Regions from separate parts of the Homo sapiens genome. Here region 1 is linked to region 2. A link is a contact called in ENCODE Hi-C data. All regions are on one chromosome and are shown on one strand. Each heading gives the region's core, a stretch centred on a gene start or an enhancer-like site at or near the end of the contact. The rest is flanking DNA. Distances are from core to core; before and after follow the strand shown. Region 1 overlaps CRB2 (crumbs cell polarity complex component 2). Region 2 overlaps RC3H2 (ring finger and CCCH-type domains 2).

Region 1 (5,030 bases), core at 238-2,737, 470 kb before region 2:
CACACTGTGAACCCACGTGTGCCCTCCCACGCACAGCCGTACACCTGCCAAGGCGGAACCCCGAGGGTGGGATGGAGAAGTCCGCAGCCTCTCTAGGCCTCTGTTTCCCTGAGTTGCTCCCCTCGTCCTCCATCCAGGATGGGGCAGAGGCAGAGGCAGAGGCTGCCAGCCAAGGGGACACTTCCGTAGCAATGTCCCGAGCCCTGGAAGCAGCTTCCTTGGGTCTCCAGGTAGAAACCATTCAGGACCTCCAGGTGCTGGTGCCAGCAGCCAGGCTGGCCTAGATGAGTCTCTCCTCCGGTGGCACCTTGAGGACACTGTCCATCTCCAGCCGGGCCCCAGCCACCTCCTGCTGGCTTGGGCTGTAGGTGCCCTCAGACTGGCGGCGCTTTCGGGCTGCCAGGATCCCTGAAAGGAGGCCCAGGAGGAGGAGGAGGAGGCAGGCACAGGCTGCAGGTACGGCCACCTCCAGCAGTGGGAATGGCAGCGGCAGGGGCAGGCCCTTCTGCAAGAGACACGACACCGAGGCCTAAGACCGCAGAGAAGGGGAGGACGCCGGGGCCCTCAGAGAGCAGAGAGCGCAGCACAAGGACCTACTCAGAGAAAATCAGAGCTGGGAGCAGGCTGCCCTGGGAGCAGTGAAGACCCAGCCCCAGGGGTATGCAGGCAAGTGCCAGGAAACCACCTGTCACAGCCACTGCTCGGGGAGGCCTATACAACAAAGGAGTTCTGGCTAGAAGGACAGAGATGGGCGTTTATTGAACACCCGGCAGGAGCTAAGCAGGGTGCATGGGTTTCACAGAAGCCTACGAGGGTCTCATGAGGCAGAGCAGGAGCAGGGGCAGGCTGAGCGGCCCCCTGCCACAATAGCAAGGTCAGAATCCACTGGGGCCCACCTGCGGGGGCAGGGTGGCAGGGGGGCCGAGGGGCTGTTATGACAGCTTGTCCCTGCGAGCCTCGGCCCAGGCTTCGGGGAGCCCAGCAAACCTCCCTGGTGTCTCCAGTCACAGGCTCCCAGGATTCCCCATCAAAGCCTCTACATGCCTGGGACTCTGTAGTCCCAGGATGCGAGGATTCCAGAGGCATGGGCTCTGGGACTCACCAGCCTCCCTCTGTACCTCCAGGCTTCCCAGCCCACTGTGACCTGGGTCCTAAAACTTGACAGGAAAGTTCCTCTGGTCCTGAGAGGGTCCTGCCAGCCTCCACCGTTGGACATTTTGAGGGAGGAGCTGTAAAGCCATTTCCTCCCCCTGCCCTGGGGAGGTGGCTGGGTAGGGAAGCCAGAGGCTGTAAAAGTTCAACTTGAAAGGAAACATTCCCCGTAAGCGGAGGGGATTTGTGGTTTATGACCCAGGCTGCCAGAAGCCTGTAGAGATCAAGGCTGCTCCCCAGACTTCCCTTCCAAGCCTCTCCTCGCCAGCACCCACTCCCCCCACCCCGCCCCAGGAAGGGGTGTGGCGGGGAGGTTCACAGCTCCAGCGCCTGCTGCCTTCGTCTGTCCAGGCTCCTCCTGGGCTGAGCCACCCGGGGTTGGGGCCAGCCTGCACAGCGGGCCGAGCCTGCTCCAGTGCGGACTCCCAGGCCCCCTGCCCCTCCGTGTCTTCCTACTCAGGACACTGGCTCAGAAACCCCTGGAGATGAGTCTCCTGGATTCACCAACCTAAATCCCAGAACACCAACATGGCCCTGAGTCCTGGTTGGATTGGCAGAGACCATCTGTCCTCACTGCCACTGCCCTGGGCACTCTGAGGAAGCCGCTGACCCAGCTAGGAGCTTTGTGCTCTTGTCAATAGACGGTGACAGCCCCCAAAGCTCTCCCTGCAGTGGAAATACCTCTTGTGTGGGGGGTGTGGAAGGGACCTGAGGCTCCTCTCACTGCCCCACCCCATGACAGAGTGGCCCAGGAACAGCCCCATGGTGCTGCGCTCTCTCCCCAGCAGCATCTCGCCAAGGGCCCAGCAGGCCACGTCCACGGCCCCTCACCCCTGACAACACTCACCGCCACTTCACAGAACTGGCCGGAGAATCTGGCATTGCAGATACATTCAGACACCCCTCCAGCTGCCCGGCAGGTGCCCCCATTCAAGCAGGGGTTGGCTTCACAGGGGAGAGTGGGGACCTGACACCTGGAGAGGGAGGGGGGCTGAGAAAGCGGCTTCCCCCATGGCTGCCTCTTGTGCTCCCAGCTGCTCTGCTGCCCATCCCCACTTCAGCAAGCATCAGAGCTTATCCATCCACTGTCCCCATGCGCTGCTCCTGCCCAGCTGGGCCCTGCCAGGTGACCACCTGAGCAGCCGTCACTGAGAAGGACTCTCATCCCATTAGGGTGACGGGAGCCTGTGTGAAGGCAGGTGCCCCAGACGCTGACGCCACTGTCTGCAGGGCCCAGAATCTGCACTTTTATGGTCTCCCACAGGCGGGCTGAGGCTGGGTTTCCAGAACTGCCACCAGGCAACCACTGCCCAGCAGCAGTCTGTATCACAGAGGATGGTCTTGCGAGTCATGGAAGGAAACTCAAGTGACAATGGTGACTGTGATACCAGGGAGGGGTGAGAAGGTGGGCGAGGACCCCCGCCCCACCCTGGCTGGAGGAACAGCCCTCCACATTCATTGGACCTCCTCACAGTTCCCAGGCCCCCAGACCCACCTCTGGCCAGCAAGACCCTCCAGGCAGCTGCAGTTGGCAGCGGGAGAGCCACCCTCACATGGGCTGCCATCGAGGCAGGTGACATTCAGGCTGCACTCCTTGGATGGGACAGGCAACCTGGGGAGAGAGCAGAGGCTGGAGTGGGTGCAGGACACCTGGGACCTGCCCTCCCCAGCGCTGTGACCGTGGGCCACCTGAGCTTGTGTTCTCATGTATGGAACTCAGGGCCTTCCTCTATTGGGCATGGGATTGAGGTCCCTGATGGGAGGGAAGGGACACAGGGTTGCACTCGCTTTCCAGAGTCTCAGAGGACTCAGGACAACAAAGTGTAAGGACTCTGAACAAAAGCAGCTCCTAAACACAACGCCTGGACATTCCTTGAGGGGAGAGGGAGGGGTCAGGCCACAGCCAGATCCCCTTCCACACGCTGGGCTCCCGGGAGAGCCACTGCCAGATGAATAAGGGAAGCGCCAAAGCCTGACCCCCTCCCTCCACCCCAACCAGCCACCAATAGGGATGAACCTCCGTGTAAGCGGCAGGCGGCTCCCAGCCCCAGACCACAGCGCTGTTTATCTGAAATTCCAGGCTAACTGGTTGTGTTTTGATCTGTATTTTATCAGGAAATTTATCAAATTAAACTGTCCTCCTCATGTCACAGATAAGGACATGAGGACCAGGGAAGGGAAGCGACTCATCCACAGACCTGGCAGACTTCTCTGCCCCACCATAGCCCCAGGGGGCATTCGCAGCCCACCCCCCTGCCCAGCCATCCCACCTGCAGCGCGGGCCCCCGAAGCCAGGCGGGCAGCGGCACTCGAAGCGGCCGTCGGGGTGCGTGTGACAGCGGCCACGGGCGCAGGGGGCGGAGTGACAGGGGTCGACGTGGGCTTCGCAGCGCGGGCCTTCCCACCCCGGGCCGCAGGCGCAGGCAAAGGCGTCGAAGAGGTCACGGCAGGCACCGTCGTGCAGACAGGGCGAGGGCGCACACACGGGCGCGCCGCGGCAGCCGAGGATCGGGGCCGGCGTCCCAGGCCAAGACGCGAAGTGCTCTCGGGCGCCAGGGGCCGCGCCGGGCCGGGGCCGCGCCAAGGGCAGGGGCAGGCCGCCCAGCGCCACGCGGCCCAAGCAGCCGGTGAAGTTCTCAGCCAGCAGGATGCGCACAGCACCCGGGCCCTGCAGGAAGCCCAGGTCACTGGCCAGGCCGCGCAGCGCCACCGGGGTGGCGGCACCATCCAGCCACAGCAGCCAGCGCGAGGTGGTGGCCGCCGGGCGCTCCATGGCCAGACGCACGCGGTGCCAGGCACCATCGGCCACGCGCGGCCCCGGTATGGGCAGCACAGCGCCGGGCAGGCCATGGCCTCCGCGCACGCCCCCCGCCAGCGAGCCATTGCGCACCGCCAGCCACACGCCTTCCAGGGCGCCCGCCGCGGCACGCAGCAGCCAGGCCTCGGAGTCGCGCGTGCGAAAGGCCAGCGACAGGCCGCCGAGCAAGCGCCCTGACGACGCGTTGTGCCCGCTGAACGCGGCGGGGGGACCCTCGCGGAACGTGGCCTCCGCCACACCTGCGGAGAGAAGGAGCCTCAGGGAATAGCCCACGGAGCCTTCTCCAGAAATGCCACCTCCCCACTTCCCCCAGCGAGTGGCAGACAGCCACTTACTTGGGGTGGGGCACACGCACCCACCTATCATCTAATCCTGGAAACTGCAGCCGCCCCCACCACCCTCACTTCTACTCCCAATGTATTTCCTACCCATGGAGGAGCAGTTCCCGGCCAGTGCTGGGGGGTGGGGCGTGATGCCTAGGCGACCCTCCAGGTCACAAGCCAGGCAACAGCAACTCCTGGCAGAATCTGGCCCCTTCCCTTCTCCGTGAAGCTGCCCCACCTCATGGCCGAGGCTTGCCCTTCACTGCAGCCAGTCATCTTTGTAAAATGCAGATCTGGTCATGCCCCTCTCCTGTTTAAAACCCTCCAGAGGCTCCCCACTGTCCTTGGGATAAAGTCAGAGCCGCCTAGCTGGGTGTCCTCAAAGCCCCTACCAACTTTCCCACCCCATTCCTGCTCACCCCCTTGCACTTCCACTGTCCTTGCAGACCTCAGGGACTTGGCACATGCTATGCCACTCCATAAAATATCCTTCCCCCTGTGGCTCTCAGAGTCTGGCCCTGAAGCCCAGTACAGGCTCACCTTCTCCAGAAACTCTGTCCCTCTACATGCGGTGGCCCCGCCACACTGCCCTAGGGCTTGGCATGCCTGGTCCACCAGTATCCTACAAGCCCTGAGAGTGCAGATGGGATCTAACCAGCTTAGGTGTCCAGCACCCAGCACGGGAGCTGCCCAGGACACACACTCACACACAAAGCCATCAGGGACCTCCTCACACG
Region 2 (4,849 bases), core at 1,566-4,065:
GTTAAAGACTGCTTTTCAATATTGACATTTTCGTTGATTTGGAGATTAATGTTTTCAAAATTTTAGAGTTTGGAAAATTGCTAGGAGGACAGAATGTGAAACATATTCTAGTTACGTTTAGAAAAAGCAGATGTTATAATTCAAACAGGCACTTGTTCTATGAGGATTTAATTACACTCGTGTTCATTAGTGGATCCTTTGAGTTACCCCTGATCTGTTATTTCTGTTGTGGTAACCTGACATGTAAGAAGACTTACGTCCTTTGTTCATATATTTTTGTTAAATCATACTCTGCTTTTGTAATTTGCTGTCTTCCACTTTGAAAAAACCAAAAATTTGCATTTTGGCAAAGCATTCTTCTTTACACTCAGGATTTTATATTCAAAAGTTGAACTTCTACATTGTTTGCAATAGCTAAGAACGCTAAAAAAAACTTCATAACAAGGTTTTAGTAACTACTTACTGTTTAGTTTGTACCGTGTTGAAGTTTCACTTTTTAGTGATGGAAAAAGGAAGCATGGGTAAAATAAAGCTAGCTGAAAATTAAAAATAAGTTCATGTTTTGCATCCAGTCTCATGAATGTTATGATCAGCGTCTCTAATTTTACTAAAGCTTTAAGTGTAAGTGTGAGTTTTACCTCAATTTCCTGATAAAAGTTCTAAGTATTACTTTATAATTTAAATATTCTAGAGTTGCACTGTCCAGTACTAGCCAGTGGCCACATGTGACAGTTGAAGATTTGAAATGTGGCTTCTGTGAATTGAGATGTGCTTTAGGTGTAAAATACCAGATTTCAAAGACTTAGTACCAAGATTTTTTTTAATATCTCAGTAATTTTAATATTGACAACATGTTGAAATGATATTTTGTATAAACTGGGATAAATAAAATATATTACTAAAAATAATTTTAGCTATTTTAACTTTTTTTTTTTTTTTTTTGAGACAGTCTCTCTCTATCACCCATGCTGGAGTGCAGTGGCACCATTCGGGTTCACTGCAACCTCTGCTTCCAGGTTCAAGCAATTCTCATGCCTCAGACTCCTGAGTAGTTGGGATTACAGGAAGGCACCACTACACCAGGCTAATTTTTGTATTTTTAGTAGAGATGGGGTTTTGCCATGTTGACCAGGCTGGTCTGGAACTCATGACCTCAAGTGATCCACCCACCTCCCGCCTCCGCCTCCCAAAGTGCTGGGATTACAGGCGTGAGCCACCACGCCTAGCCTCTTTTAACCTTTTTTAATGTGACTACCAGAAAATTAAAAATTACTCGGATTATAATGGCTCACATATTTCTATCGGATATTACTGTTGTAGATCAGCATTACTCTTCCAAGAAATATGTTAGTGGAATAAAAGTAGATGTATAAAAACCCAAAACTTCCAGATAGATTATCCTGTTACAATCAGAATAATTAAAGAGCTAAGGACTTTGGTAATATGAAGGATGAAGTTATCCATTGGCTATGATTTGATAGGCAGAAGTAAGTTCTATCTCAAAGAAAGTATTTTTCTCGTCATCACTAATATTAGTTATACTTGTTAAAATAGAAAGTTGGCTGGGCGCGGTGGCTCACGCCTGTAATCCCAGCACTTTGGAAGGCTGAGGCGGGTGGATCACCTGAGGTCAGGAGTTCGAGACCAGCCTGACCAACATGGATAAACCCCATCTCTACTAAAATTACAAAAAATTAGCTGGGCCTGGTGGCGCATGCCTGTAATCCCAGCTACTCCGGAGGCTGAGGCAGGAGAATCGCTTGAACCCGGGAGACGGAGGTTGCAGTGAGCCGAGATCGCGCCATTGCACTACAGCCTGGGCAACAAGAGCGAAACTCCGTCTCAAAAAAAAAAAAAAAAAAGAAGTAGTTATCTCATTATTGCCCTATTAGAATGCATTGAGACTGGGCGCCGAGGCTCATGCCTGTAATCCCAGGACTTTGGGAGGCCAAGGTGGGCAGATCACGAGGTCAGGAGTTTGAGATCAGCCTGACCCACAGGTGAAACCCTGTCTCTACTAAAAATACAAAAATTAACCGGGCATGGTGGTGCGCACTTGTAATCCCAGCTACTCAGGAGGCTGAGGCAGGAGAATCGTATGAAACCGGGAGGCGGAGGTTGCAGTGAGCCGAAATCGCACCACCGCACTCCAGCCTAGGCAACAGAGTGAGACTCCTCCATCTCAAAAAAAAAAAAAAAAAAAAGAATGCATTGGAAGTTATATCTAATATTTATTTTAAAACAGTTCAACCACATAGTGTATTTAAGAAGTAAAATTTGAGTCATATATACTTCACACGTTAACGGCAAAATCACATATTATAGCAGTCTTTTAAATTGCAATTCAATTCCTTTTTCTCCAGTACTGAGTTTCTAGCTTACAGGTTGTTTCCATTGCTGTTTTGGTTTTTACTTGTCTTTTAGCTAGAGATCCAAATTGTGCTTATGCTTTAAATATCATTTTTTAAGAACAAAACTAATTATTTTTAAGTTTTCTAAACGGGGAAGTACTGTGACAGTCCATTTCAGTAGCTTATATTCCTCACATAGGTTAACAAGAATGAAAACAATGGTTTTAATTAGAAGAACTAAGCCCTAAGGTTTACATTTTTATTAAGAGAATTGTAAAATGATGTATACATATATGACAGTTAAAGAAGCATAAACTTTATTCTGGCATTTTAAAATCAGATGCCGTAGACCTGAACTGGCTGCATAATATGGTGGACTAATAAGAGAAAATGAAAGTATTTAGCTGGCTCTTAATAAAGCAGTTTGTAATTTGAATCATATAAGAGATGCCTATTGTGCTTCCTGTTTTATGTGTCAGCACTCATAGCAAGGAACTTACAGTCTGGAAAATTATTTGAGCGAAAAATTGTTTATGGTCCCACCTTTAATTTAGCATTTCTCACTCCTATGCTTTATCTTATTATCCTTTTTCAATTTTTGTAACTGGTAACTAAAATTAGTTAATACAAATAATTAGAATGTTTTTCTTAAGGAATCACTTTAGGTATCTTGAGTTGTAGGCCTTTTAGTCCATTTTATCTCAGTTTGAAATGTTTTGATTATTTGAGAAGAATACTTCAGTAGTAACTATAAATATTCATAGCAATTTAGACTTACATAGACTCAAATAAGTTGCATAAAATGTATTAGTATAGGTCTAGAAGTTTTGCAAATTAATATGTAGTCTTAGTGCTCCATGGTTCATTTATATGCTCTTTAAATTATAAAAACTATAGGATATTTACCATTTTTGGTAGTTACAAAAATATTTTCTAGGTAAATGTTTACAAAGTGCCTGTTTTGAAGGAATGAAGTTTCTTCTATGTTTTAGGTAAAATTTTATATTGATTTATCTTAATTAAGGAATCTAGGATTTACTGATAATATTACTGAAGAAAAACATATTTGGAAAATCAAAGCGTTTCTTACATCTGATCGTATAAGGGAAGTTTAGTTGATAATTTACTGTCAGAAAGCTAGACTCTGACACAGAGAAGAAAATTTGGTAGAGTTATTGCCAAAATTTTGGCAGTGTTTTACCTTTATATCTTAAAGGTATTAATTCAATTTGTGGTAGAAATTAAACTTCTCAGTATTAATTATGTTAAAACCTCTGATGTTTCTATGCTGAAACACACTAAGGACTATTGTAACATAAAACTATACTAAGGACTATTGTAACATAAAACTATTAAGTGTGCTCTGGTATAGTTTGAAACAGTTTAAAACTGTGTAGTAGGTGACAATATGAAAGATAGCATTTTTCTGTATGGTTGAAACTCCCCCACCCCAAGCCCCACACTTATGTGCTTTAATATAAAGCATTTCAGAAAGGCTTTGGAAAACTAAGGAAAAGGTATTTGCTCTTATTTTGTACTACCAGGTGGCCTGTGATACCCTAACCCACAGAATTAACATTTCCAAACAGGTGGCCATTATGAAAAACTACACGCAGTGTCCTGTTTTCATAAATATTTAATCAGTTCAAGTTATTAACTATATTAGGGCTTTCAGTAGATTTAAGATGAAATTCATTCTTCCTCAAAGGCCTTTTCTTGTATAACTCTGCAAACCAGAAAACTGGATGTTAAAAATGTTCAGTAGTTTTAGGGAGTGATATATTCATCTGCTCAGTGCTTATCTCTAAAGTTGGAAGGAAACTAATTGGTTTTTAGATTGATGGCATTAATAGATGTGGTAATTTGAGGATGAAAGTTGTAAAATTATAACTTGGAAGATTTGGTTACTTTAAAGATAACGATATTAGATAATTTGCATTAGAGCTGTTTGAGAAAGTTTGTATAGGGGTGCTTTTTACATAGCAAGCCCTGTAATTCATTTTTACCAAGATTTTTTTTAATCTCTGTTTTTGTGAATATAAAAGCGCAGGGCCGGGCGCGGTGGCTCACGCCTGCAATCCCAGCACTTTGGGAGGCTGAGGTGGGCAGATCACCTGAGGTCAGGAGTTCAAGACCAGCCTGGCCAACATGGAGAAACCCTGTCTCTACAAAAATTAGCCAGGCATGATGGTGGGTGCCGTCCCAGTTACTTGGGAGGCCAAGGCGGGAGAATCACTTGAACCTGGGAGGCAGAGGTTGCAGTGAGCCAAGATCACACCATTGCACTCCAGTCTGGGCGACAGAGGGAGACTCTGTCTCTGAAAAAAAAAAAAAAAAAAAAAAAAAAAACACAATAAAGGCTAATAGAATTTTTTTGTATGTTGGCATAATTGAGAATACTTTCTGTTATATATTTTTTCTCTTTGAATGTGACTACATTTTTAAACATCTAATTTCTGTGGAACTAATATATTTGGGTTGGTAAACATTCCTGTGAA

Evidence for each region. A loop is a pair of places that touch in the nucleus more often than their neighbours do. Pooled maps may share reads with other maps.
Region 1: a map of breast epithelium shows a loop between it and region 2 (14-fold over the local background). The contact joins two enhancer-like sites. A Hi-C loop is called at or near these places in 1 of 168 maps with a recorded cell type or tissue (breast epithelium) and 2 of 50 pooled maps.

Annotation. Positions count from the first base shown.
Region 1 is chr9:123,372,313-123,377,342 of GRCh38, reverse strand. CRB2 (crumbs cell polarity complex component 2) reads right to left here. Exons shown (of 13, transcript NM_173689.7): 9 at 5,001-5,030; 10 at 3,423-4,209; 11 at 2,648-2,764; 12 at 2,000-2,126; 13 at 1-505. The coding sequence ends at 281. Among named protein-coding and RNA genes, the nearest start is that of CRB2, 19 kb to the right of the region's middle. RefSeq lists enhancers at 403-1,020, 1,021-1,639. Within about 2 kb of position 1,487, at least 6 of the 41 ENCODE cell types and tissues checked have a DNase peak (open chromatin) inside an H3K27ac peak, as active enhancers do.
Region 2 is chr9:122,898,942-122,903,790 of GRCh38, reverse strand. All of the region lies in intron 1 of RC3H2 (ring finger and CCCH-type domains 2), which reads left to right. Among named protein-coding and RNA genes, the nearest start is that of RC3H2, 4.0 kb to the left of the region's middle. Within about 2 kb of position 2,815, at least 7 of the 41 ENCODE cell types and tissues checked have a DNase peak (open chromatin) inside an H3K27ac peak, as active enhancers do.